2 separate regions of the Homo sapiens genome follow, and region 1 is linked to region 2. The links are chromatin loops, found by intact Hi-C in ENCODE. Cell type or tissue: Calu3. All regions are shown on one strand. Links, peaks and the distances in the headings refer to the core of each region. The heading gives the core; the rest is flanking DNA. Region 1 overlaps BICC1 (BicC family RNA binding protein 1). Region 2 overlaps BICC1 (BicC family RNA binding protein 1).

Region 1 (15,241 bases), core at 5,179-10,178, 110 kb before region 2:
TGTTTATTTCATTGATCAGACTGTTGTAGCTTTGGCCATGGAAGCTCTTTCAGTTGGCTACTGTGTCCCTTTGATATACCCCCACTGTTGCATTGTTGTTGTTTTTGAGTACTTTCTTAATTTCTGGCACTACAAGATGCTCATGCACATCTTGTATATTCCCTGCTCCAGTGCTAGAATCAATGATTTTTTCCAAGGAGCCCTGGTTTCTTTTATTGGAGACTGTTACTAGAAACCAAGATCTGCTATGCTCATTGCTACTGGGATGTGTTGCTTCTAGGCTCTTTCAGCTGACAGAGCAAGGAAATATGTTGTGTATAATAATCTGTGTATGTTCACATATTTATAAATATTTGTATTTGTGTCTGTCTATATTAAGCCAAATATGTGTTTATACTGATGACTTCAACTCTTAATCTGTTACCACATGGCTCATTGGAGTTTTCTCTCATTGCTTCTCTGTAAACTGTCATTCAAACACTGAGAGATCTGGCTCCCAAGAGCCACGATCCATTTGCATTGTTCAACTCCAGTATACAGTATAATAGTGATTTTAGAATTCCTAACTAAATACCCTGTGAGAAACAGTTTTATCCACAGAGCTTATGCACAGTGCCTTTTGCCTTTAGTCTTACCTACTCCACTTATTTGTAAGGATGCTCAGGTCAGCATCTTTCCCATTCCATCACTGAGTGTATTTTATACATTTGCTAGATTCTTTCACCACAGCCTGCATTCCATCTTGGATTCTCCAACCTCCCAAATGATTTTTTACAATTTGCATACATTAAGGTTAGCTCTGTATTTTGTGGGTTTTGAAATTTACAATGTCATGTATCCCCCATTAGAATATCAAAGAGAATACTTTCATATCCTAAAAATCCAATGTGCTATATTTATTCAACCCTCACCCCTTCCGAAACCCCTGGCAATGATTGACCTATTTACTGTCACTGTAGTTTTGCCTTTTTCAGAATGTCACACAAATGTCATATAGTACATAATCTTTTCCTTGGCTCAACATCATATTTATGTATATGCATATAAGAGTTATCTATGTTGTTGTGTTTTTGGGGAGGGGAGGGGACAGGGTCGTGCTCTGTCACATAGGCCCTTGTTTTTGTTTTAGTTTACTTTGGGGTGTGTGTGTGTCAGGGTTTCCCTCTGTCACCCAGGCTGGAGTGCAGTGGTGCGATCATGGCTCACTGCAGCCTCAACTTCCTGGGCTCAGGTGATTTTTCCACCTCAGCCTCCTGAGTAGCTGGGACCACACACCTGGCCAACGTTTATATTTTTTGTGGAGACAGGGTTTTGCCATGTTGCTCAGGCTGGTCTCAAACTCCTAGACTCAAGCAATCTGCCCATCTTGGCCTCCCAAAGTGCTGGGACTACAGGCATGAGCCACCTCCCTCAGCCAGTTTTTTTTTTTCTCCTATGAATAGTATTCTATTATATGGATGACAACAGTTCGTTTATACACTCACCTGTTGAGATTGTTTCCAGCTCTTGACCAGTATAAATAAGACTTCTATAAACATTCTCATGCAGGTGTTTATGTTGACATAAAATTTCAAAGGAGCACAATTGCTATATTATATGATAGAGACTGTGTTTAGCTTTTTAAGACACTGCCAAACTGTATTCCAAAATTTGGAATGGTATACAGCTTTTGCATTCACTCCAACAATGAATTGAGAGCTCCTGTTTCTCTGCATCCTAGTCAACGTTTGGTATTGTCAGTTTTTAAAATTTTCGCCATTTTAATAGATGTCTAGTAGTATCTCATCATTTTAATTTGTATTTCCCTAATGAGATAATGATGTTGAGCATCTTTTCGTATGCTTATTTGTCATCTATGTATCTTCTTTGGTGAGGAGTCTGTTCAGATTTTTTTTTTTTGGCCCTTTTTTTTGTTGTTGTTATTGTTGAGTTTCAAGAATTGTTTGTTTGTTTGTTTTTTTCTTTTTTTTTTTTGAGATGAAGTCTCACTCTGTTGTCCAGGCTGGAGTGCAATGGTGTGATCTCGGCTCACTGCAACCTCCGCTTCCTGAGTTCAAGCGATTCTCCTGTCTCAGCCTCCTGAGTAGCTGGGATTACAGATGTGCACCATTGTGCCCGGCTAATTTTTTTGTATTTTTAGTAGAGACGGGTTTTTACCATGTTGCCCAGACTGGTCTTGAACACCTTTACCTCAGGTGATCCACCTGCCTCGGCCTCCCAAAGTGCTGGGATTACAAGTGTGAGCCACTGTGCCCAGCTTAGTTTCAAGAATTCTTTGTATATTTTAATTATTTATTTAGTTTGGAGACAGGGTCTTGCTCTATCACCTTGACTGGGGTGCAGTAGCATGATCATGGCTCAAAGCAGCCTCAAAATCCTGGGCTCAAGTAATCCTCCACCTCAGCCTTCTGAGTAGCTGGGACTACAGGCAGTGCCACCATACTCTACTAATATTTTATTTTCAAATATTTTTGTAGAGACGGGGTTTTGCTATGTTGACCAGGCTGGTCTCAAACTTCTGACCTCAAGCAGTCCTCCCACCTCAGTCTCCTAAAGTGCTAGGGCTACAGGCATGAGTCTCCCTGCCCCGCTGTATATTTTATATACAACTTCTTTATCAGACATGTTTTCTAAATATTTTCTCCGAATCTTTGGTTTGTCATTTCATTCTCTTAATAGTGTCTTTCACAGAGTAGAGTTTGAATTTTATTAAGTCCAATTTATCTATCTTCTTTCATAAATAATGTTTTTTTGTATTGTATCTAAAAACTCATCACTAAACCCAAGGTCATGTAGATTTTCTCCTATGTGTTCATCTAGAAATTTTACTGTTTTGCATTTTATGTCTAGGTTTATGATTCATTTTGCATTGTTTGTAAAATATAAGGTCCAAGTCCAGGTTCATTTAATTTTTTTCTTGGTGTATGAATATACAATTATTCTAGCATCATTTGTTGAAAAGACTATGCTTTTTTCATTGAATCGCCTTTCTGTGTTTTTCATAAATCAGTTGACTACATTGTATGGGTTGATTTCTGGGGTCTGTGTCTTGTTCCATTGACCAATGCATCTATTCTTTCTGCCAATTCTACAGTTTGGATGGAGTTTGATTTTAATTGGTATTAATTTTTATTTGGGGTTTGAGAAAGAGGTTCTCATTCAATTTTATGACAGTGCTTGTGTGTTTGGGTGTTTTTAAGATATTAGACATTTTATCTCCTTCATCTTGTCATCAGCTTTTAACATTCCACATCCTGTTTGTTTTTAAGTGACATTGAGAATGCACGTCTCTGATCTTCCTTCACATCTCAGTACTAGTAAATACAACCTCTTTCTGACATATGATATACTTGTTTCCTTTTTATCTGTTCCCCTGATCCTTCACTATTTCATAAAAGTTCATAAAAGCAGGGCTTTTAAAATTTGTTGTTCACTGCTGTATCCCCTTTACCTAGGACTTGCCTGGCATCTGGTAAGATCTCAATGAAGTAATGTGAACTAGATTAATGAAATATGAGGTCTCACATTTATAACATCTTTGAACAAGAGGTTATTATACAAAGGTGAATTTGCTAAATGGCTGAACTTTATACCTTTAAGCTGCAAAACTTTTATTATTTATTTACTTTTAAATTGACATAAAAATTTAATATGTTCATGGTATATACAACATGATGTTTTGATATATGTACATATTGTGGAATAGCTCAAATGAGCTAATTAACATATCCATTACCTTACATACTTAATTTTTGTGTGTGTGGTGAACACATTTAAAATCTGTTTTCTTCTCAGTAGTTTTCAAGTATACAGTACATTGTTATTAACTGTAGTCACAATGTGTACAGATCTCTTGAACTTACTTTTCTTGTCTGTGTGAAATTTTGTATCCTTTGACCAACATCTTCCTAATTCCACACCTCTCCTTCCCACCCAGCCCCTGGTAACCATCATTCTACTATTTGTTTCTGTGAGTTTGACTTTTTTAGATTTCGCATATAAGTGAGATCATACATAATTTCTCTTTCTCTGACCTTAGGACTTTTATGACTTCTGACCTCTAAAACTGTAAGACAATAAATTTGTGCTGTTTTAAGTTGCTAAGTTTGTATTATTTTGTTACAGCAGCATTAGGAAAGTAATACAGATGTTTAGTGCAAGGAACACCATGCAAGTTAATTTTAGAAATTAGTCTTCTGAAATGTTTATAAAATATATAAAGACAAGTTTTTTTTGGGGGGGGATAGACTCTCCCTTCTTTTTTTAGCTTTTTCTTTAATGAACATCAAGCAGATTTTAATGCTCATTTTGTGTGCTAACACTTCTTTGTCATTTTCAAGGGTAGCTTTTTGGAACTTTGTCAATAGAGTACAAAAATGTAAAAAAAACCAGTCTACTGGGTCTGGATGGGAAAGAGTTCACTCTTCATGTGTTAAGAGTCTTAACTTCTTGGTTACCTACAGTGTTTGAGGGGAATGGTGACTTATAGAACTAAAAACATTGAATAACTTATGTTTTACTATACAGATTTATAGTTGCACAAATCTGTAGTTGATATTTTCAAACTGTAATTACATTTTATTCTTATTTCTTTTTTTATTATTTTATTTATTTATTTATTTTTGAGATGGAGTCTTGCACTGTCACGCAGGCTGGAGTGCAGTGGTGTGATCTTGGCTCACTGCAAGCTCCGCCTCCCGGGTTCATGCCATTCTCCTGCCTCAGCCTCCTGAGTAGCTGGGACTACAGGTGCCCGCCACCACACCCAGCTAATTTTTTGTATTTTTAGAAGAGATGGGGTTTCACCGTGTTAGCCAGGATGGTCTCCATCTCCTGACCTTGTGATCCACCCGCCTCGGCGTCCCAAAGTTCTGGGATTACAGGTTATTCTTATTTCTTAAACACACCGTAGTGAACTTTTTTGTTTGTGCTATGTCATATAGTATTTTGACCAGAAATAAGGAAATTGAGTTAAAGTCCTGTTTCTGAAACTATCTAGCCAAGTGATCTTAGGAAAGTTATAATTTCTCTAGGTCTCAGTTGAACACTAGATTGGTGGTGAGATATCTTCAGATCTCAACAGTCTCTAAAATTCTGATTGATATTGACTGTATTCCTTGTGACGTTTTTTAAACAGGGCTTTCCTCACAATGATATTAAAGTATGTAGAACATTCCACGTAGGCATGGGCTTTCAGACAGATATATAATATTTTAGTTATTATTTTAAAGAAATTTTTATTCATCTGCCTTTGTTGCTAAGTGTTCCTGTGTTTATATATTTTTTCCTACTGAATTGTAGTTTTGTTCTTTTGTCTTTCCCTTTAAATTGACCCCCATAGGGCTTGTTCATCCCTATAATCTGTTAATAGACTCTCTCAATAAATGTATGACAGATGTAGTGGTGGAGAGAAGACAGACCTCCCAAAGATGTCCATATTCAAATCCCTGGAACTTGTGACTGTGTTACCATGGCAAGGGGAATTAGGTTGCAGATGGCTTTAAGGTTACCAATCAGCTGTCCTTAAAGAGGTTAGCCTGGGTTATCCAGGTGGGCCTAATGCAATCACATTGGCAGTAAGTGAAAGAGGGAGGCAAAGGAGTTAGAGTCAGAGGAATTCAATGTGAGAGCAACTTGATTGGAATTGTTGGACTTCAAGATGGAAGGAAGCTGCAAGGAATGTCGGCAGCCTCTAGAAGCTCCAAAAGTCAAGGAGACAGATTATCCTCTAGAGTTTCCAGTAGGATTGCAGTCCATCAACACCTGGATTTTAACCCAGTGAAATCCATTTTGGACTTCTGACCTCTGAAACTGTAAGACAATAAATTTGTGCTGTTTTAAGTTGCTAAGTTTGTATTATTTTGTTACAGCAGCATTAGGAAAGTAATACAGATGTTTAGTGCAAGGAACACCATGCAAGTTAATTTTAGAAATTAGTCTTCTGAAATGTTTATAAAATATATAAAGACAAGTTTTTTTTTCGGGGGGGCTAGACTCCCCCTTCTTTTTTTAGCTTTTTCTTTAATGAACATCAAGCAGATTTTAATGCTCATTTTGTGTGCTAACACTTCTTTGTCATTTTCAAGGGTAGCTTTTTGGAACTTTGTCAATAGAGTACAAAAATGTAAAAAAAACCAGTCTACTGGGTCTGGATGGGAAAGAGTTCACTCTTCATGTGTTAAGAGTCTTAACTTCTTGGTTACCTACAGTGTTTGAGGGGAATGGTGACTTATAGAACTAAAAACATTGAATAACTTATGTTTCAATTTATACTATTTGGATTCTGTAGAAGAAGAATTTTATTTAAAATAATGTTTTTGTTATGTTTATTTTAAATGATATTGAAAATGAATTACATTTTCTCAAGGTCATTTAAAATGAACTGATTCTTTATTGGGTGATAGGTGGAAGGCAGGAATTGATTGAATTCATACCTGTTAATCCCATATTAAATTCTTAAGGAGTTAGGAAGATCTGTGGTGGTTGTACTAATTCTACAGTTAAGGAAAGCTGAGAGTCAGAGAGGACAATTTAAGTGATGAGCTCTATTAGCTTATCTGTTTTATTGTCGAACCCTGAGCAGAACTTAGTCTCTGAACTTTAAATCCGGTCTTCTTTTCCTGTCTTGTAAGACAAAAATGGGAGAATTTCAGGCTTTTAAAATTGAACTTTAGTCAATGCTGTAGTTATGTAATTTTTATAAAGAGCCTACAATATATAGATTCTCTTATTAAACATGTTAGCCATTATAAACGCCTTAGGCAAACAGGCATTCTTATTTTATGGTTCAGTTTCTGAAGTTCCTACTCTTTTTTGTTGTTCTTCCTGTGATGTAAGTCAGGAGCAGTGGTTTTGGAAGAAAGTATAAAGAAGGTGCAAACATCAGAAAAAAAATGCTTGTGTGTTTACTAGAACAGCATTTGTATAATAAGAATTACTTTGTGTTTTTGATCCATGAAATATACACATTCATTATGGCTAAAAGGAAGGACCTAATTTAAACAATGTGATATCAATGTTGGTTTAATATCCTGATTTTTAAAGTCTTATATGACTTACATTTGATTTTTTTTTTTTTGCCTCTCTAGCCTTGTTAGAATTACATTTAATTTTGGTATAATAAATTCTGTTATATATACCTCCTTTTCTATTTTATATATTAATATTTTACTATTTTATTTTCTTGTAAGCTTAATTCTGTTTGTTTCTCTTTTGGCTCTGTGACTGATCAAGAACATATTAAATGTATAAAGTCTGAGCTTGTTATTTTAAATTTGTAATGTCCAGGTTTTGTTATAAATACCTTAGTGTCTTTCTTTAAAAAGAAAAAGAACAAGTAATAAGTAACTCACATAGTGGGGAGAGTAAAACCATTTTAGCTGAAATGGTTTAGATCTAGGATAATTATTTGGGGGAAAATACATTTTCGAGATTTTTTCATATTTTTGCTTGAATTACCTTTACTTTCAGTGCAAACTTCTGAAATTTGATGTAATGTACTCTTTATTCCTGTTGTAACAACCTCATAGATGTCAGGTTTTTATTTTACAGCTGAAGAGAATAGAGGCTGTTGGACATTTTTTTTTTTTTTTTTTTTTTTTTTTTAGGTGGCTGACCCTAGGACGTAAGCAGCAATACTAAATGTTGCAACTTGTGGTCCTATGTATTGTAACCTGTTGGAAGTAGAGTAATTAGTAGTACTGGTGGAAATCTTAAAAACATCAATATAAATAGGCAAAATTTCTTTTCTGATTATCAAGATCAAAAAAGGGAAGCTAAGGTCTAGGTGATGAGGTTCTCTATGTGAAGTCAGTTAATTTTCAATGAGCAGATCAGCGTTCTTATCTCTTCTCACAATAATGATTAGCAGTTCTTTGCAAAGGAAGTTTCAGTGAGTGCTTGAAAAATATGGGTCACTGAGGTCTGTCATGCGAAACTAAGTGTTGGCCTGGCATCTCTGGAACTCAAATGATGGCCAAGCAGGCTTGACTTCAGTGAAACAGGGTTTTAATGATTAAATGGAAATGGATGAAGTTGGTGAACAAATATAGTGACTTCAAAGCCTTTAACTTGGATTACTGGAGAATCAAGTGAAATATTTCACCACTGTGTTATCACTAAAGAGAATCAGTTCTGTGTGTGGTATTGGTTCTTTAAACATTATGTTCTACACTAAGGACCCGAACTGTCATTCCCAGTTAGATAGTGTTTGAATGGGAAGTAATGTTGAATTGTTTATTCTTAAAATTTTTTTTTATTTCCTTAATTATGGTTATTTAGATAATCCATCAATTATAGAATGAGAAGCCTATTTGTAAGATTGTGGAATTTCTAGTTTTCGAGTGTTGGGGGATAGTTAATATTATGACAAATTATTAACTTAGGGTGATTGCGAAAGTTATACCTCCTAGGTTGAGTTTAAAATGCTAGTCTCTTACTGTTGAATGTGAAACCTTGAATATGTCTAATTTTTATTGGCATGGATGTATGCATACAAATAGAGAAAGGTAAATTCTACTCATTTGCAGCTTCTCAGATATTCTGAAATTGCATTACTAGCTCTAAAATAAACATAATAGGTCAATTTGGTCTTGCATCGAAGCATTTTATGTAAGGAAAATGTATATTAAAAGTTATTGAATTTCTTGATGGGCCATAAATCCCCTTAGCATCAAAGTTTGCAGCTTGGTTAAGAGTATGAAGGAGAAAAGAAACTTGACCAAGAAATGTTACTTAGAAAATATTTGTATGGAGTTAAATTACCATAATTTCAATTCCTCTTATGCCAGATTTTGCCCTTAAAAGTGAAAAGCAATTTGATTGATAGAGCAGTTGATGCAGGCAGGCAGAAACCTTTTTTTTTAAAAATCACTCTTCAGATTGCTCATGAGTTTGTTTTTTTCTTAACATCACTTACAATATTATCATTATGTAAATATTTGCTGTGGAATCAAGTAGTATACTTGGAGTGATTAAGAAGAAAACAATCTTAAATTACTAAGTATGCAGTTCAAAAGGTAATGGCCTAGGCATCAAAGTCCGAAAGAGTGTCAGTTTTGTCCTTTTGTCTGTTTCTTCTCAGTCATATGAGGCTTCCATTTAAAAAGAATTCTCATATGTTTTTCTTGCATTACTATTTTTTATTCTAGTGTAACATCTTTTTAAGTGGTTTCTTCATATGAGGTGTGTGGTTAGTAGAATTATGGCCCCTAAAGGATGTCTACATTCTCATTCCAGGAATTCATGAATGTTACCTCGCGTTGTAAAAGGGACTTTGCAGATGTGATTAAGGATCTTGAGATGCAGGATTGTCCTTGATAGTTATTTTTTCTCTGTCTGAAGGATTTCCTTTAACATTTCTTATCCTTTAATATTCTCATTTTGCCTTTATTTTTGAAAGATGTTTTCGTTGAGTAAATAATTCTAGGTTGACGGTGTTTTAAAATTGCTTTTAAGATGTTCTACTCTTTTCTGGCTTGCATTGTTTCTGATGAGAAATTGGCCATCAACATTGTCTTTGTTGCCTTGTAGATAATGTGTATTTTTTTTCTCTAGCTGTTTTAAAGATTGTCTTTAACATTGGTTTTAAGCAATTTAGTGATATATGACAGCGTCTTTTTTTTTTTCATGTGTTCAGTGGAGTTCATTGAGCTTCTTGGATTTATAGCTTTATTGTTTTCATTAGATTTGGAATAATTTTAACCATTATTTATTCAAATATCCTTTCTGTTTCTCCTTCATTGGGAACTCCAATTACACATATATTCGACTGCTTGATGTTGTTCCACAGCTTATTGATGTTCTATTCAATTTTTTCCAGTATTTTAAAAATCACCATTTAACTTTAGATAATTTCTGTTGCTATGACTGTAAATCCAATCTCACATTTTTTTCTCACATAGACTAATGTGCTATTAATACTTTCAGTGCTTTTTTACCCCAAAGATGTAGTTTTCATCTTGAGAAGTTTAGTTGGGATCTTTTGAATATCTTAACACTTTTCAAATTTTTCTCTAGCTTTTTAAATACACAGTAACCTTTTTTTAATGTTCTTTTCTGTTATTCTAACATGTAACAATTCTATGTTGGTTTCAGTTAATTGATTTTTCTTCTCATGGCCTGTATTTTCCTGTTTCTTTACATGTCTAGTAATTTTTGATTAGAGGCCAGACATTGTAATATTACCCTTTTTGGTCCAGATATTTTCGTACTCTTGAGCTTGTTAAGGGATACAGTTAAATCACTTGGAAAGAGTTTGACCCTTTTATGTCTGTCTTTCTGCTTTCTCAGGTAGGACCAGAGCAGCATTTAGTTCAGGGCTAGTTTTACCTCCTACTGAGGCAAAAGCCTTCTAAGTTTTCTACCTGATATCCTGTTAATTATAAGGCTTTCTACTCTGACCATTGTGAACAGGAGGAGCTGTTCTAAAACTATGTGAGAGTTAGGATTATTTCCTATAATCCTTTCAGTTGGTTCTCTAGTAGTTTACTCATATGCATGGGTTGATCGGTACTCAGCTGCACACTCAAGGAGTAAGCCTGAACATCTCCAGAATTCTTTGTCCTTGCAGCTTTCACCTCTTTGCTATTCTGCCCTGCAAACTCTAGGCGTCTTGGTCTCTTTGGTTTCCAGGCCCAGTTCCTCTACTTAGAGAGACTTCTAGGTTCCACCTTGCTTCATGCTTTTCGCGTCACAATCTGTAAGTTCTCCTGGCAATAAGCTGGTTCAATTGTATGATTATTTTATTTGTTTCCCCCCAGGAATCGGCATGCTTTGTTGCTTGTTCGGTGTAAAACCACTCTTAAATTTATGTTTTCCATTTTTGAGTTGTTTTCAAATGTGAGGGTAAATCAGGTCCCATTTTCTCTATCTTGGCTGGCAGAGTATGTCTCTTGCCTATGAGATCTTAATCTTAACTCTAAGCAACATTCTTAGTTTCTTAGTTCACAGGTGCTGCTGTAACAAAAATTCCCTAGATTGGGCAGTTTATAAACAACAGAAAATTATTTCTCACGGTTCTGGAGCCTGGGAAGTCCAAGATCAAGGTGCTAACAGTATAGGTGTCTAATGAGGACCTGTTCCTCATAGATGATGCCTTCTAGCTGCATCCTCACATAATGGAAAGGGCAAGGCATTTACCTGGGTTCTCTTTTATAAGGTCACTGATCACATTTATGAGGGCTCTTTCCTTACACTTTAATCACCTCCCAAAGTTCCACCTCCTAATACAATCACCTTGAGAGTATGTTTCAAAAATGAATTTTGAGATGATACAAATATTCAAACCATACAAATATTCAAACCATAGCACTTAGGATTGCCTTTTGTGGTACTTGTTGCTGTTGCTAACTTCATGATGTGTTTTAATTAATAACCACCCCCCCAGGACTTTTACTTTCATAATTGAGCCCCGAAAAATAATGTATTTATATATATTTAGGAGATTTATAATGACTTATCTGAGAGTCTGTAAAATATAGCAGAAATCTCAGTGTTCAGTCACAATGCTGAGAAATACTAAAATTAAAGTTGTAAAGGATTTACAGAACTGAAAAATGGTAGCATGCTTACTCACTTTTTGCATGCTAAATTTATTTCTAGGCATTTGTGTTTTTTTTTTGGTAAGTAGATATTGTAAATGAGATTGCTTTCTTGAATTGTTTTTCAGCTCTTTCATTATTGCTTTATAGAAATGCTACCAAATTTTGTATTTTGATTTTGTGTCCTACACCTTTATTAAATTCATTTATCAGTTCTAAGAATTGGTGGAGACTTTAGGTTTTTCTGTATATAAGATTATATTGTCTGCAAACAGAAACAGTTTGATTACCTTGTTTCCAGTTTGGATGCTCTTTCTGTTCCTTAATTGTTCTGGCTAAGCCTTCCAGTACTATGTTGAATGTGAGTGGTAAAAGTGGATATCCTTTTCTTGTTCCAATTCTTAGAGGAAAGCCTTTCACATTTCCCTTGTTCAGTATGGCGTCAGCTATGGGGTTGTCATGTATGGCCTTTATTGTGTTGAGGTACATTCCTTCTATGTGTAATTTGTTGAGAATTTTTATCATGAAGGGATGTCGAATTTTATCAAATGCTTTTTCTGTGTTTATAGAAATAATCATTTAGGTTTTGTTCATTTTGTGATATATCATGTTTATTGATTTGCATGTATTCCTGGGATAAAGCCCACCTGATCATGTTGTGTAATTTTTTGATGTGTTGTTGGATTTGGTTTGCTAGTGTTTTGTTGAGGATTTTTGCATCTAGGTTTATCAGGGGTTTTGGCTTGCAGTATTCTTTTTTTTTTTGCAGTGTCTTTGTCTCGCTTTGGTATTAGGGTAATGCTGGCCTCATAGAATGAGTTAGGAAGAATTACCTCCTCTTCAATTTTTTGGAGTGATTTGAGAAGAATAAATGTGAGTTTTTTTATAAGTTTGGTAGAATTTAGCAGGAAAGTCATCCATTCTTGAGCTTTTCTTTGTTAGGAGACTTTATTACTGACTCAATCTCCTTACTCATTATTAGTTTGTTTAAGTTTTCTATTTCTTCCTGGTTCAATCTTGATAGGTTGTATGTGTCAAGGGATTTATTCATTTCCTCTAGGTTTTCTAGTTTGTTAACATAAAGTTGTTCATAACAAGCGCTGATCTTTTGTATTTCTGTGTTATCAATTGTAATGTCTTCCTCTTTTATTTCTGATTTTGTTTATTCGGGTATTCTCTCTTTCTCCTGGTTAGTCTATCTAGTGGTTTATTGATTCTGTTTATCTCTTCAAACAACTGTATTTCGATTTCATTGATCTTTTGTATTTTTTTAGTCTCTATTTTGTTTATTTATGCTGTGATCTTTAAATTTGTTTTTCTTTTACCGACTTTGGTAGAAGGAAAGATTTGCTTTTGCTTTTTAAATTCCTTGAGGTTGTTCATTTCAGGTCTTGCCACTGTTTTGATGTAGGTGTTTATTGCTGTAAACTGTTTTCTTAGTTCAGCTTTTGCTGTATCCCATAGATTTTGGTATGTTGTGTTTGTATTTTAGTTTAATAATTTTTTTTGTTTTCTTCTTAATTTTTCTTCATCACTCTACTGGACTCTACTGGTGTTCAGGAACATATTTTCATTTCCATTTATTTGTACAGTTTCCAAAGTTCTTATTTATTCCTAGTTTTATTCTATTGTGATATGATTTCAATTTTTAAAAATAGGTTGAGGCTTGTTTTTGGGTTATTATCTGGTCTATCCTGGAGAATTCTCCATGTGCTCATAAGAATGTGTATACAGTAGCTGTTGGATGAAATGTTCTGTAAATGTCTGTCAGGTCCATTTGGTCTGTGATGCAATTTGAGACTGATTTTTGTTGCTGTTGATTTTTCTATCTAGATGACCTGTTCAATATTGACAGTAGAGTGTTGAAGTCCTCAACTATTATTGTATTGGGGCCTGTCTCTCCCTTTTAATATAATAATATTTAGATCTATTAATTCATGCTTATGTATCTGGGTTTTCCAGTGCTGGGTGCATATATTTACAATAATTATATTTTCTGGCTGAATTGATCTCTTTATCATTATATAATGACTTTTTTTCTCTTTTTATAGTTTTTGACTTAAAAATTCATTTTATCTAATATAAATATAGCTACTCCCATTTAGTTTTGGTTTCTCTTTGTGTAGAATATTCTTGTTCATCCCTTCATGTTCAGTCTGTGTGTTCTTTATAGGTGAAATGAGTTTCTTATATGCATATAACTGGGTCTTGTTTCTTTTTTTAAAAAAATCTATTCAGCAACTCTATATCTTTTATTGGAGAATTGAAACCAACCATTTATATTCAGGATTACTATTGATAGGTGAGAGCACACTCCTGTTATTTTGTTGTTTTCTGGTTGTTTTGTGTATCATTTGTTCTTTTCTTCCTCTCTTATTGTTTATCTTTGGTGGTTTTCTGTAGTGATAGGGTTTGATTCCTTTCTCATCCTTGTGTATCTGCTCTGTCAGTTAATTTTATACTTTCATATGCTTTCATGATGTTAAATTTTGTCCTTTTACTTCCAGATATAAGACTCCCATAAGCCTTTCTTATAAGGTTGCTCTAGTGGTAATGGATTTCTTCAGTTTTTACTTGTCTAGAAAAGACTTTATTTCTTCATTTCTGAAGAATATTTTTGCTGGGTACAGTATTCTTTGCTGGCAGTTTTCTTTCAGCATTTTGAATATATAATACCATTTTCTTTTTGCTGGTAGCATTTCTGCTGATAAATTTGCTGTTAGTATGATGGGGAGTCCCTTTTTACTTCATGCTTTTCTCTTGCTGTTTTGAAAATTCTCTCTTTGTTTTTGACTTTTGACAGTTTTCAGTAATGTGCCTTGGAGAGAACTTTTTTGAATTAAATTTACTTAAGGATTTTTGAGCTATCGTATCTTTTCCATGACTTGGGATATTTTCAGCTAGTATTTCATTAAATATATTTTCAATACCTTTTTCCATCTCTTTGTTGAATTCCTATAATGCGAAAATATGTTCACTTATTTGTGTTCCATTGTCTTATTGGCTTTCTCCATTCATTTTTATTGTTTTTTCTTTTTATTTTGTTTGACTTGACTATTTCAAAAGACCCATTTTTATCTTTAGAAATTCTTCCTAGAAAAATCAGTCTCTTCTGCTTGATCTAGTCTATTGTTGAAGCTCTTAATTTTGTTTTCTTATTTCATTCATTGAATTCTTTACCTCAATATTTCTGTTTTGTTCTTTTTTATATCTATTTGTGTTGAATTTCTCATTTAGATCATGAATTGTTTTTGTTTTCATTGAATTCTCAGTCTGTATTCTCTTGTATCTTGCTGAGTTTTCTTAGGATCATCATTTTGAATTCCTTTTCAGGCACTTTATAAATTTCCTTTTTTGGTGTCAGTTACTGGAGAATAGTTTTCCTTTGGAGGTGTCATATTCCTTGCTTTTCACTTCTCTTGTGGTCTTACATTGATATCTGTGCTCACTGCTTCTGATTTTATGTAGTTTTTGTAAGGATAATTTTTTTTTTCTGTTTATGTGTCTTGTAGTGCTGGTTTGGTAGAGTGTTTTCATTTTAGTTCTGGATTGGAACAGTATTGTCTTCTTGTGCTTTCTTTGGCGTATTCAGTGTCAGCTGTGTCTGCAAGTGCCTCAGTGGCCTGGGCTGTGGGTGTTTCTGTAGGCAGTGGCACAGCTTTTTTGGTGTGGGGCCTGCCAGGCAGGCTGACTCTCAGGTC
Region 2 (15,241 bases), core at 6,324-11,323:
CCTACTATCCCTACTCTTGCCTGGGCGAGATGCATTATTCTTGAAAGGCCAACTCAAATGCCATTTTTTTCCATGAAGTCTTTCTTCATCACAGGGAGCTGGAAATGATCACTGTCTATTGAAATGTTCTGTGTTGTAGTGCACCATCTTCTCACTCATTGGCGTTTTTGTCTGCATGCATCACTGCTCTGCATTATAATAGGTGTGCTATAGTCAGGTAAAGGTAAGGATTGCTGTTTTTGCTTTTTTGTATGTTCCTGAGGAACGTGCACTAGTAGTTTTTGTGTATCTCAGTAGGAGCTCAGTATCATTGAGTGACTGAACATTCCCTTGATTGAACTGGCACCACCTGCAGGTACACTGTGATTGAGAGTAGTAGGAGTGGTCTGGAGCCACTCAAGTTACCTTAGGGTAGGAAGATTTTTCTGAAAGTGAAATTGTTTTGTTTACATGTTAATTTAAATTCTTGCTTAGTTAATGTATTTTCAAGATTCAGGATTCAAAATGTACAAAGGGGTATATATAATGTTAAAAGAGCTTCAGTCTCCTTTCTTTGCCTGGCATGTACTTAACATTTCCACTTTTGAATTTGCTTTTAACTTTTTGAATTTTTGTTAACTTTAACCATAAATCTAGAAACTTATTCCAATTGATATATAAAGATCACTCATATTTTTTTTTCTTCTTGCTGCATATTACATATTATTACAATGTGTGGATATAGCGTAAAGAATTCAACCAGTCCCCAGTTGATATGTCTTCAGTTGTACAACTATTTATTGTTAGAGGAGTGAATTTTCAACCATTTGCAAAACTGGAGGAGGATTCTGTACTCTTCTCAGTGTGTCACCTTAGGAAAAATTGTGTCAATCTGTCCTTCCACTAGTGGTAACTGTGATTACCTAACCAAGTTGGTGAATGATGAGTTTTTTCACTACGACACCACCATTATCCCCTTTGTAATTAATTAGCACCTTGTGCAGAGATGTTCTCATATTATGCCAATTTCTGTTCATCAAGTCTTCACCTACAAGCCGGAGCTTTCATTAACAGCTCTCTGCTTTTTTTTGAGACAGAGTCTCAGTCTGTCACCCAGGCTGGAGTGCATTGGTGTGATCTCTGTTCACTGCAGCCTCTGCCATCTGAGTTTAAGCGATTCTCCTGCCTTAGCCTCCTGAGTAGGTGGGATTGTAGGTGCACGCCACCAAGTCCAGCTAACTTTTTGTATTTTTAGTAGAGACGGGGTTTCACCATGTTGGCCAGGCTGTTCTCGAACTCCTGATCTCAGTGATCCACCTGCTTGGCTTCCCAAAGTGCTGGGATTAAGGGTATGAGCCACTGCACCCAGCCTCTCTACTTTTTAAATGTAGATTACCACTATGATAGTTGCCAAATGGTGATTAATTTTATTATGCCATCTGTGTTTGTTACTTAGCATTGTATAATAAAGAGCGCTCTTTTATTCCCTGTTTATCAAATTGTTTATTCGTTTAATGGGTTTATGGACTTCCATTTTATTCAGTGGATAAATACTGGATAATGGATAAATAATATCAGTATTTGATGCCCAAATTGTTCCAAATTTGGCCAGTAGGAGACCTTTCAGGTTGGCTTCTGTGTCCTTTTGACATGCTCCCATCATTCCTGGAGCATTTTCCTGGTTTCTGGCACAAGCAGATGTTCCAGGTTTTTTCTTGTACTTTCTGTGCCCCAGCTCTGATCCTTTTTGTGTAGTGGAGGATGGCAACAAGAAGTCATGATCTGGGCCTCAGTGGGTTAATTGGCACTAGAGTGTAATTGGTTCTGCACCCTCCCAGCAGATAGAACTAGGACATGTATCTGCATGTGTATGAATGTGTGTATGTATACACGTACGTATATCTATGACTAATTCTATATGTGTCTATATAACTTTTTTAAAAGAGTTCATTCTGGGCTATTAAAAAGTCAAAAAATAACAGATCTGGTAAGGTTGTTGAAAAAAGGGAACGCTTATACACTGCTGGTGAGAATGTAAATTAGTTCAGCCATTATGGAAAGCAGTTTGGTGATTTTTCAAAGAGCTCAATACCATTCAACCCAGCAATCCCATAATTGGGTATGTACCCGAAGGAATAGAAATCTTTCTACCATAAAGATGCATATGTATGTTCATTGTAGCACTATTCACAATAACAAAGACATGGAATCAACCTAAATGTCCATCAATGGTAGACTGGATAAAGAAAATGTGGTACATATACACCATGGAATACTACACACCCATAAAAAAAGAACAAGATTATATTCTTTGCAGCAACATGGATGGAGCTGGAGGTCATTATCCTAAGTGAACTAACACAGGAGCAGAAAACCAAACACCATGTATTCTCACTTATAAGTGGGAGCTAAACTTTGAGTACACATGGATGCGGCCTAACTGAGGGTGGAGGGAGGGAGGAGGGTGAGGATCCAAAAACTACCTAATTGGATTCTATGCTTATTACCTGGGTGGTGAACTTACTGGTACACGGAACGCGCATGACACACAGTTTACCTGTATAACAAACCTGCACATGTACCCCTGAAACCAAGTTAAAAAAAAGACTGTCTTTCAGAATTTCTGGGAAAATTTTATGTCAAGTGACTGATAAAAGTAGAAGCCCAGAAAATAGTAGTTATTGGTGAAAATTTCAGAGAGTAAAATAAAAATCTGAGAAACAGAAGCACTTGAGAAGAAGGTAAAAATATATTATTATAGCAACAAAGTAACAGTACTAATACTGTTATTATTATTATACTGTGCTGACATGTAGTATTATATTGTGCTGGCATGGAGGTAGTTTTGTGTGGTTCTTATAAGGAGGATTGTCTAAAAAGGACTCTGAGAGTTCTCTCTGAATTGCCTAAACAATGAGCTAGTTAGCACTGGGGCTTACCCCTTCTCCTAGCAAGAAGAGCTCCTCATTGTCAGCTGCCTGTGGGTCTAGGGGCCCTTTGCTCCAGCAGAAGGTGCTGCAGTGAGCCACAGGACTCCAAATCACCAGGTGCTGAGCAGCTAATATTCCCAGACAGCCCTTATAAACAGCAGCACCCAAACCTGGAGTACTTGGTGCTCAAGTAGTGTATTTGTCTTCTCCCCGACAACACAGGCAATTAACAAGGCCACCTTCCCTTGTTTGTCAAATAAGGAGAGTATAGTAATAGGGGACACATTTCCTGCCCTAAAATCATTTCTCCAGCAGCATACCCTGGCCCTGGATCACCTCTCCTCAGGAATAATGAGAGATTTCAGGATTGTGTATCTTCTTTTCTTGCTGTGACTCTTGTTTTATAAATTTCCTGAAAAAAGTTCATTCCTTAACCCATTAAAAAAAAAAAAGAGTTCATTCTGATAGTTCACATTCTAACCAAATACTTTAGTGTACTTCTAGCCCGTCTCTTCTCAGAAGGTGAGAAAGCTGGTTTCCAGGATCCTCAGTGTATTAACTTTATGCCTAATTAATTAGTTAATTGTGCTGAACATAACCAGTATTCCAACTACTCAAGACTCCTTCTGACATCTTTGTACCCTCCCATTACCTCCCTTCCTTGGCTACCAGTCTCATAGGACTGATGCCTCTGCCTGGCAACTCCACCCCATCCCATTGCACCTCCTCAGGAGGAGAGGAGAGAAAAGGGAAAGAGAAAGTCACCCCAGGCGACTTCATGTGCTGCCAAGGTTGAAAGCCACTGTATTTAACATTTACACACATTATGTCTCTTTAAATATTTCAAAGCCTAGATGCTTTCCACATGGAGTAGTAGAGATTTAAGAAAAGTATATTTTTATCAGCTTCTCTTTTTATAATTTGTCCATTTCTCCCACAAGTGGAATAGAGAGGTAAGTTCTCATTAATTGTGAGGCTGTAGTGGGGTGTTGATGGCTGGATTTTATTCGAATGTTTTCATTTCCTCTGTGGTTTTAGGGCAGTGGTTTTCCAAATGGTCTGATCTAGTGCATTGGTAGCAACCTGATGCTGTCAGGTTTTTTAAGGGGGAAGATTCTTATTTTCAAATTCGTAATTTTTTAAAGGGCTCGCATATCGAGCTTGAATTTTTTTTTTTTTTTTTGTCCCTGAAGTTCTCTCATGCCAATCCTTGTTTCTGCTTCTTTGCTCAATTCAGAATACTGGTATTCAGTTAGTTCCATGTCATTTCTCTCTGGAGTTTAGAAATGGCATTTTAAAGGCATCAGGCATCCCCTAGCCTAACCCCACCTCCTTTAGGAAAACTGGAAGGAGAAAAGGTAGAGGGTCACTGGCCTAGATTATAAAAATCAAAGCACCAAACCTGATTATAGTCAAAAGAATCCTAAGAGTGATCTGAAGCTAAATTCCATGGCTGTGTGATTCATGATGATCTAAGACCTTTCATCTGTTTTTCATTTTCTGAAGATTGTTAAGTTGGTTGCTATTATTGACAATGTTTAGGTTTAAACAATTAGAATTAAGGTATAGAGTTACCTACATATGCTGTGTTCGGGTTGTGCTCATTTGTTGGCACAAGTTGATTCTGCAAAGGTTATGTGGCAAAAGTTTAATTTAGGTCATCTCTTGCATAGTGGAAATAGCTGAAGTCATTGGAGGATAACAGTGCTTTAAGTAAATTTTTACTTAAAAATTTGATTAAGTATTATTGAATTTATACTTCAAATCTGATATAATTTGGCTTTTAACATATGAGGCATTGAAATTTGGTATAGTTTTAAAAGATGAAATCAAGAAAGTAAAATCAGAAAAATTCGAGTGTAGGTTGAGAAAAAATTGGAAAAATATAGAAAACTATACTTTTTAACCTTAGAACTGTCACATTTTGGAATTTAAAAATTGTTATGAAGAATAAAATGTTCCATCTCTTATGTTCTAAATTTCCATGTATTGTGTTTTCTCTGCAGTGAGGTCCTTTGAGAGGCACATATGGGCGTGCAGTTCCATTCTCTTAGTGTGTGCCTGTGTATTGAGTAGCACCTGCCTCTGGTGTACTTGAAGAAAACTTAAGTGGCTATAGAATTAGTAGTCCCTCCAGGCCAAAATACAAATGACACATATCTTGGACATCTTCTACTAGAAGAATATAAAAATCCCAATGGCCTTTAAAAAATTAGAATAATGTTAAAAAACACAATTTATAATTTCGTTTCTAAAATTATCTGAAGGAATTGGAAGGATATTCCATTTTTAAATGCCCAAATGAAATAATCCTTTTAAACAAGGGTTTTCCACCCATGATGAAGGAGGTTAAATTAAAAACTTAACTAAAATGAGAACAATTGTGTTGTTCTTTAGTTCTTGCATTAGGAATGTGAAACCAGAAGTCAGCTAAGTCTCCATAGCAAGCATCTGTATTTACAAGATGAGTAACACAAGTCTGAATGTTGCGAAAGCTCTCGAAAGGTGAAAAAAGTTCAGAATATCAGACGTTTTGACTAGAAACTCTGTCACTGATTATCTCGTATTACAATGAGAAGGGCATGACATGACCCCTGATTACTTTTACACCTTTCTTGCTTCTGAATCCTTGTTTTTGAAACATAGGAAAGAACTATTTTGTTGACAACATTGCAGTTTCATATAGTTCATCCTAATAAATGTATAACAAAACTATCATGAGATAATATAGGAGATTTTGTAACAATCTGGTAAGAAAGGAAAAGTATTGCGAGTTCTGAACATTCAGTTACATGTGGAAAACTTGTATAAAGTGAATTTATTGCATTTGTTGTCATCACTTTTCTGAAAAAGAGAACTCTTGCAACTAAAATAAAATTCTTTTTTATCCAGTGTCTAGAATAGTACCTGCCACACTGTAGGCACTCAATAATGTTTTGTTGAATAAATAAATGAAAGATGTCATTTTTATTTGTAGTTGGCTTTGAACATCCAATTTTTTTCTTTTTCTTTTTCTTTTTCTTTTTTTTTTTTTTTTTTGAGACGGAGTCTTACTCTGTTGCCCAGGCTGCAGTGCAGTGGCACTATCTCGGCTCACTGCAACCTTTGCTTCCTGGGTTGACGCCATTCTCCTGCCTCAGCCTCCTGAGTAGCTGGGACTTCATGTTCATGCCACCATACCTGGCTAATTTTTTTATTTTTAGTAGAGACAGGGTTTCACCATGTTGACCAGGCTGGTCTCGAACTCCTGTCCTCAGGTGATCCACCCACCTCGGCCTCCCAAAGTGCTGGGGTTACAGGTGTGAATCACCACATCCGGCCCAATTTTTAGGTTTTATTTAACAGACATTTTCTTCCTCCCAACTTCTAGCACTGGACAACCTCTGGTGTGTTTTCTCTTTCTTTTCCAACATGTCATTTAAATCAGGGGTCCCCAGCCCCCAGGCTGTGCACTGGTATCGGCCTGTTAGGAATTGGGTCACACAGCAGGAGGTGAGCGGTAGCCAAGTGAGCATTACTGCCTGAGCTCCCCTTCCTGTCAGATCAGCGGCAGCATTAGATTCTCATAGGAGCATGAACCCTATTGTGAACTGTGCATTCAAGGGATCTAGGTTATGCACTCCTTATGAGAATCTAATGCCTGATGATCTGCGGTGGGACAGTTTCATCCCGAAACCATCTCCCTGCCCCTGCATTCGGTGAAAAAATTGTCTTCCATGAAACTGGTCCCTGATGCCAAAAAGGTTGGAGATGGTTGGTTTAAATAGAATCATATGCTATAGTCTTTTGTCTTCTTTTATTTATTAAATCCTTTGAGATTCATCTCATTTGAGGTTGTTGGGTGTGTCAGTAGTTCATTGCTTTGGTTCTGAGTAGTGGTCTATTGTATGGGTATATCACATTAAAAACATTCATTCACTAGTTGATGGAATTTGAGTCATTTTTAATTTAAGGCTTTTATGAATGAAGGTGCTGTAAAATGCACATAGAGGTCTTTGTGTAAACATATATTTTCACTTCTTTTGTATGAGTGCCTTGGAGTGTAATTGTTGGCTCATGTAAGTGTGTGTTTCACTTTCTAAGAAAGTGCCAGATTATTTTCTAAAGTAGCTATGCCATTTCAAATTCCCACCAGCAATATAGGAGAGTTTTAGTTGTTTCACATCCTTGTCAGCACCTGTTATTATCTATCTTTTGAAATGTTAGTCATTCTGGTGGATACTTAGTAGTTTCTGATTGTGGACTTATTTGCATTTCTCTGAGAACCAATATCGAGCATTTTTTAATGTGCTTAATCATTGTTTCCTTTGGTGAAGTATATGTTTGAGATTTTGCTAATTTTTTATTGGATTAAAAAGCATTAAGAGTTCTGGATATAGGTTCTTCATAAGATATAGGTTTTGTAAATAGCTTTTTCCTCAGTCTGTGGCTTTGTTCTGCATTTCAGACATTTTTCATTGGATTATTTTATAGTTTTTATGTCTCTGGTAAAATTTCCCTTTCTATACAGACACATTGATAATATTTTTCATTAGATCCTTATATTAATTGTAGTTATTTTAAAAGTTCTATCTGATATTTACAAGTCTGGGCCATCTTGAGGTCTATTTCATTTGACTATGCTATCTGTTGATGATAGGCTTGTGGGTTTTTTTTTTCCCTCCACTTTTGTGTCTTGTAATTTTTTATTGAATATTGGTATTGTGTGTTAAAGAGCAATAGTCTGTGGTAAATAAAATTAATACCCACAATGGTTACTTTTTTTGTTTCTTCAGTTCGTTAATATAGGGGAGTGTGTCAGTAGTCAGTATTGTCAGCAGTTGAGCTGGGTTTGAATTTTGCTGTTGCTGTAGTTACCTTGAGTGCAAACAGACTTCAGATTTCTCCAGTGGTGGATGGATTGCTGCTGCTACATTGAGCTTAATATGAGTCCCGGAGTGTGGTACAGTTTTCTGTGTTCCTGATCTACCTTTGGCTTTCTGCCAGCTCTGTACAGCTGTGCCACAGGGGTCTGTGTTATTGCCACTTCCCCAGTAGTAGACTACTGCTTGTTATTACTTGGTAAAAAGTTCATGGAAGGGTAAGTGGGTGGTTTGGTAGTCTGTCACTTCCCAGCCTCAGTTTTAGTCAGGTCTTGTGTGCCGAAGCCTCAGGAAAGGGGCATTCTCAGTGTTCCCACCTCTCTCAAAAACAACCATTTTTGAAATCTGCAAGATCAATTTTAATAGTATCTTGTTCCCTTAACATACTTTTGATAACTTCTCTTGTGTTTTTAAGCATAAGTATTCTGTATAATATTATTATAGTGCCTGCATTATTTTAGTGGTCTTTTTCTGTTGACTCTCACTAATCATGGCTTTTCCTCTCATATCTTTGGTGGTTTGATTGTACTTGTTGAAGCCCGTATTTAAACTCCTTGGCCTCAGAGAGTATTTTTGTCTTTATCTGCCTGGGAATACAGCCATAACTAAATGAATCTGTTTTGCTTTGTTCATGAATTCTATCGCCAATAGTGCATAAATACAATCTTGTGTTTAGGAATTCAGAGGAGAGAGGTTTTTCATTCCCCTTGCTTCACCAAGGCAAAACCAGGCACTCATCTACACTGTGAATCACTAAGGGAAAGTTTTATTTTATTTCATCTTCTGAGACTTTATGTGTTTTGATCTGAAATTTATTTTCTATTCTTTAAACATTTTTTAAAACCCACGCTGTAGACCACCAGGTATTAGTGGACATTTTGCTGGCAAATGCTGGCTCTAGCCCTAATTTACCCGTCTATTTCTTTGTTATCATTTCTGATCTCTAATGAATTTTATAACCTTGCAAAAGTATGGTTTTATATTTTACTCAGCATTTTGAGATATTTTCTGTTTAAACATGTATAGTCGGTTTCATCTGAACATCCAGTTTACCCTCTTGCTAGACGTACAAGTTCCTTATGTTCTCATACTTCTGGCCAAGCAGTTGATATATTATATTGGTAAAATAAAAACTTCAGCCAAATTAAATTTAAAGGAGCTTAATTGAGCAATGAATGATTTGCAAATCGGGCAGTCCCCAGAATCACAGCAGATTCAGAGACTCCAGGGGTGCCTTGTGGTCAGAACAAATTTATAGACAAAAAAACGTAAAATGACCTACTTTCACTTTCAGAAGTGAGGTGCAGAAAGAGTGAGATTGGTTACAGCTCGGCATTTGCCTTGTTTGAACACAGGTTGAACATTCAGCAGACTGTGAGTGGTTGAAGTAGGCCACTGAGATTGGCCAACACTCAGCTATTGTTTCAGGTGCATATTACTAAGTTAGGTTTTCAATTTTGTCTCACTGTTAAGCTAGGTTATAGTTCATCTATAAGGACTCAAATATAGAAGTACTGAGTCCTTCTCAGGCCATATTTAGTTTGCTTTAACAATATCCTAATTATGTTCTTTTCCTTCAGCCAGCATTTTAATTCTAATAGGTTGCTGAATGTGACTTTTAATTTTTGAATCCTTATCCAAGCACACAGAAGGTGGGAAGAAGTGTGATGTAGTATAAAAGTGCTTGGATTTTTCATTCAAGTGTATATATGCTGGAAATACAAAATCAGCATTTATTAGCTGTATGCTCTTGGGCAAGTTACTTAGTGTTTGAATCTCTTTCTTCACCTGTTAAATGGAATAGTGAGGCCTTCCTTTTATGGGACTAAAGACAGAAAACCAATCTACCTAAAACCTCCTACCTTGCATGACCCCTCCCACCATGCATAGTAGCCATTCAATTGCTGATATGGCACTCTTTTTCTCTTTCTTAATTGAATTATTTAGGATATACTTGTTTTTTCCTTGAGTTCCTCCCTGGAAACAACTTTAAATAAGATACTAAAAAATTTCAGCTATTTGCTCCTATTTAACTTGTCTACTTAATATTTAAATTCCTTTGATAAATATATTAGACATAATGGGTTATTCTCACTTTTCAATAATGATCTAGATGAAAGAGGCTTACAATTTGGTCAGCTAGAAGGAAAAAATTTCAATTTAGTGCCACTGACAGTTTTAAGGAAGGCAAATTACTTACCAAACTAGGATTTCATTTTATTTTCAAACTAATTACTGTGTGTTTGTACCTCTGTAGATTATATAAGTAGGCTCCAGAAGAAACTACTTGCTTATTCTTCTTGGCCTTTTAGTCCTTTTAAAAGCTAATTTGTAAAGAATGACATGTAAGTTTAGATATACAATTTCTCATAGCTATTAATGATATTTCTTTACCAAACTATGAGAACACAGTAATGATTTTTTAAAGTGAAGGTATGAGGTATTTGAGGGAATTTTATGAAGTCTGGTCCCATTTGTTCACTGGAATTATGAAAAAAATATAGCAAAAGTAGAAGTCTTTGGATACTCTTATAATTCTTAGGGAAGGTAGTTTTAACCTTAATTCTCAGGGTTCAAGGAATTCTTATATTTCCCTTTCAAAGGTCTGGATGGTGTTACCAATACCAAAACACACTTTTAAGTACTCTTTTTTTTTGGCAGCTCCTTTTTTCTTAAACCATTCTGTGGAATTAGTAAAGAACAGTGAAATTGGATAAAGGCAAAGGCAATAGGGTAGAGGGGAGGAAGTAAGCCTGAACATCTATTACCAGTCTCTGAAAGATCAAATTTACCTTTTAAAGTAACTACAGGGTTCACTTGAGTCTATTTATTTTGTCTATGAGGAAATAGAGTGTCAGAGAGATGACATATCTATATGAACTAATAGCTACTCCTTGGAGAAGCCAGGACTGGAGGATGCTCCTAACTCATAGCTAGGTGATCTTAAATCTCTCTAAACTTCCTTTTCAAATGTTAAATGGGGAGCATGCCTGCTTAATCAGGTTAAGTAGATTAAGCAGAGGTAAAGCACATATTTATGAAGTGTTCATGGATACCAGATGTTCAATAAAAGTTTTTTTCCTTTGTCTCATCTTGGCTTACTGTAAATTTTTTAAAAAACATAATAAATTAAAAATTGGTAGTAAACAGTTTACACAGAATGAAATATTTCACGGTCATCCGGCTTTTAAGAAAATGCATAGCATGCAAACTGGAAGCAAAAGTTCTTTGGGAAGAGTCCTTGAGTCATTTGAATTTGGAAAGGAAAGGAAGTTTTACGTCATCTGTAGATGCTCTGATTTCAGTTGGTGCATTATTGCCTTGGGCCAGGTGCACCAATTTATACAAAAAGTAGTTTTAAAAACTTTTCCTCTCCATTTCTTTTATGAATTCATCTTGTGTGAGCTTTTGATCCTCACTGAATGACCTTATAAAATAAAGGGAAAAATCAATAAAGCTTAAAACTTATACTTTTCACTCAATTTTTTTTTCCAGATGAATTCACAGTGCTCTGAATCTCACCTTTAGGTTTGACCCTGACTGAAAAACATCTCAAAATTTTACTTTTGCACAACAACCTGTATCCCAGTAATCATATTTGAGCTGCACTTTTACTTCATTTGCCCTTTTAAAGAACACACATTGCAAGGATTGCATCAATTTAAATGGACATAGCATGTGACTAGAAATTATCTTATTTGGGAAAAGTGTTTTATTGATAACAGAGAGTTCTGGTGTTGGTTTACTCATTTGTTGATGATCGTTACTTCATTTTGGGCCAGTTACAGTAAACCAGAACCTAGGAACTTGCAAAGCCAGATTATTTTTCCTTCTCTTCTACTAATGGTGCATCTAGTTCAGTATTTTTCCTGATCAGATTAAAGAAAAACTTAGAAACTCAGGAGTTGGGACCAGCCTTGAGCTCACTTAGCTTTTTCTCCCTACCATCCAGCCCCACTCTGTCTTTAACAGTGGGAATCTAACAAGAAATAGTGCCTATTTGAGGGATGTTTATTTGAAGGATTAATAAACATTTATTTTGAAATCTAAAAGGATTGTAAAAAGTTTTTGAGCAGTTAAAGCCCATGTTTTTACTGTAGTTTGTATAGTAAGAGAAACTAATATCTAAGAATATTTCCCAGATTATTTGTTAAGAATAAAACCTTATCTACTGAAAATAAGCAATAAAATATAGTTTCTTAGGTAGTGTATATGAATAGGCAATTAAAATACTTGTGCTACTAAATGACAGTTCTTTTTTTTTTAAATATACCCAGTTGAGCATCTCAAACCTCAATCCAAAATGCTCCAATGAGCATTTCCTTTGAGCCTCATGTAAGCGCACAAAAAGTTTTGGGTTCCAAAGGATTTTGGATTTTGGATTTTGGACACTTAACCTGATACGTATACAGGAATGCTTGCCATTTAATAAACTCTATGTATTGGTTGAGAATGATGAGAGTCTATTTGGAGCATCTGAATTTGTAGTTGGTTTTGAAAATTCAAATTATGAGTTTTAATTAAAAGGACAATTTGACCCTTATATTTTGAAGATGAATTTTTAGTAAAATTTAACTAAGCTTTTAATAAATTGTAGTTGCTAATTTTTGCAAAGAAAGACCTGGGGTGTTTTTATGTACAAACTATTGTATTTGATAGTGGAAATTAAGGCTAGAAACAATATTCCTAGGGAAACATGCAAAAATACGTTGAGTAACATAATGTGACATTTGAGATGCCAGTGATAGTTATCTACTATAAAATAGGTCCCACATAGCTGCCAGAGTATAAAAATAACAAAACAGAATCCCTTAAAACGTTACATAATTCAGAATAACTGTTATTTTCCCTAATGAGCTAGAACTTTACCCATATATTTTTTTCTGAATTAACATGGTGTTAAAATATTTCTGTTTCACTCTTTTGCTGCAAAGTAAATGTTTTGGGCTTTTGATAATGATTTCAAACGGCATTAAAATTCTTTGTCATTGCATTGCTCACAAATCCATTAGTAGTAAACATTCATGAATTCTTAATAAAAGTGAAGATGTGAAGGAAAGGAAGAAGAATGTGCTCTGTTTATGTTATTGTAAAGTTTTAGATCGTGCTTTTAAAGAAATGCAGCTTGGTTAAAGTTTTTTTAACATTCTAATGGGAAAATGCACAAAAGTTGAGATAATTTTGCATGGAATACCAGATATCCACTACCTAAATTCTAAAATTATTTTTAAAAATATTTGCTTTATCACATATCCAATCTTCTATCTGTTCATCAATCCATCTTATTTTTTGATGCATTTCAAACTAATGCGCAGAAATATCCCTACACTTCACCTCATCAGCGTGCATACCAATTACTAGTGTCAATATTTCTTACATAGCTTTTTTGGGGGTGGTTGTTGTTAAACATTCATAAAGTAAATGTAGCATTCAATGTGTTTCTACAAATGTATATATCTATTTCACCCAAACTCCTATGACGATATAGACCATTATTATCACATTATCATCCTACGCCTTCCAAAAAACTCCACTGAATATCCTGTCCCCATCTGCCATGGCAACAAAAATACCCCTATGGCACTAGGGCAAAGTGAGTAAATGTGAAGAAGAGAATACTGGCAGGACTTTGGGTCTGATCACATGGGAGGAGTCAGGGACAGGCAGTGGTCAAGGATGACACTGAAGACTGTGACTTGAACAGTAGAGGGAATGGCAGTGCCATTTACTGAAATAAAGACTTGTGGAAAAGATATACATTTAGATGAGCTCAATTTTGAACATTCTGATTTTTAAGTTCCTGTGAGATCATCAAATGGAAATACCTAGCAAGTAAAAGACTTGTTTTTGGCATCTTTATTCATGAAAGCCAAAAACTGAAAGCATCCAGGTGTCCATAGAGTGGATAAACAAACTGGTGGGTTTCATACAATGTAACCATACTCATTAATAAAAAGGAAGGACCTACTGACACATGCAACAATATGGATGAAACCTGAAAAAGCGTTATGCTGGGTGAAAGAAGCCTCACCCCATAGAGCAGGCACTGTATGTTTCCATTTATATGATATTCTAGAACAAGCAAAACATGGCTCTACGTGGTTTGCCTTCTCTCTCGTCTTCCCTTTTTCTTGTCTTTCTAACCACATGGTTTTGCATGACCCTCGTCCTTCCCATGTAAGGCGGTTTCCCTCTGCCTTGTCTCTTTAATGAGATCATTCCCATTTCTACAGAGTCATATTCTAGTGTCTCCAAGAAAACCTTCTTATATTAGTTGGGATTAGAATTGTCTGCAGACATAGAAAACCAAAGCAAAACAAAATAACCATTGTTTAAATAAGTTGGAAGGGTATTTGTTATGAAAAAACTCTGTAGCAAGGTAGTCCAGGTCTGGTGTGGTGGCTGTTTTCCAGAGACCTCAGTAACCCAAGATTCTTCCACCTTTACTGTTCCCATCTGGAGGGTATGGCCCTTATCTTCATAATCCAAGTTGGAACTGTGGATATCACAGTCCAGTTGGCAGGCTGGAGGGAGACACAAAAGACATTGACAAGCTGAATGATGAGATTTCTTAGAATCTGCTAAAATTTCCCTGGACAGAACTTAGTTATGTGCCTTGGGTGTTACCTGTCTTCAAGGAAGGCAGGGTACTTAAGTGTCCATGTGTCCAGCTAAAAATGGGGTTCCAATTGGGACAAATTGGAAATTAGGGTGGGCTGCTTAACTACTTCCATGCTTCCCTTGATTTCACATTATCCTCCAGCCATTGTCCTGTTTCTCTGCTGCTTGTTAGAATTGATACTTCTTGAAAGAGTTATCTACTCATAACATTCTATTATACTTCCCAAATTGCCTTGTTTTTTCAACTCACTCCAGCTTCTGCACTCACTCTTCCATGTAAATGGCTATCAAGGGTACCCATGATCTGTTTCAAAATGTAAGAGATACTTTAAAGTTCTCATCTTATTTGGTTTCTCATCAGCATTCAATTCTTTTCCTTTTCTTGAGATTCCCTGTAAAAGGAACAGCCTCGAGTTTTTCATTTGTCGTCTATGACTTTGTTGTTGTCTACCACCATTCTGGAAGCTCGTTCCCTGTCATTTTTCTAGCATTTCCTGTTCTGTGCAGTGTCTAAATGTTGGAATTTTTTAAGGTTTAGTTTTTATTGTGGTAGCATATACATAACATGAAATTTACCATTTTAACCATTTTAAAGTGTACATTTCAGTGGCATTGAGTATATTCACATTGTTGTGCAACCATCATCACCATCCATCTCCAGAACTTTTTCATTATCCACAACTGAAATTCCATACCCATTTAACAATAATCACCCATTTCTCCCTCCTCCCAGTCCCTAGCAACCACCATTCTACTTTCTTCTCTCTCATTCAGACTTACTGGAGTAAGTCTCTCAGTAGATTTACTTTTTAAATTCTATTCACTATTATATACCTAATGCTTAACATA

Evidence for each region. A loop is a pair of places that touch in the nucleus more often than their neighbours do. Peaks named below come from ENCODE experiments on the same cell type or tissue, not always from the same donor. Only the 100,000 strongest peaks of a DNase experiment are listed, where the experiment ranks them.
Region 1: it touches region 2 in a loop (2.1-fold over the local background); 1 of 110 quality-filtered maps calls a loop at or near these places.

Annotation. Positions count from the first base shown.
Region 1 is chr10:58,547,730-58,562,970 of GRCh38, forward strand. The region is part of intron 1 of BICC1 (BicC family RNA binding protein 1); the gene reads left to right. Among named protein-coding and RNA genes, the nearest start is that of BICC1, 42 kb to the left of the region's middle. In Calu3, for the core only: no CTCF peak of the experiment used is centred there; a DNase peak (open chromatin) is centred at 7,952.
Region 2 is chr10:58,657,137-58,672,377 of GRCh38, forward strand. All of the region lies in intron 2 of BICC1 (BicC family RNA binding protein 1), which reads left to right. Among named protein-coding and RNA genes, the nearest start is that of BICC1, 150 kb to the left of the region's middle. In Calu3, for the core only: no CTCF peak of the experiment used is centred there; a DNase peak (open chromatin) is centred at 9,135.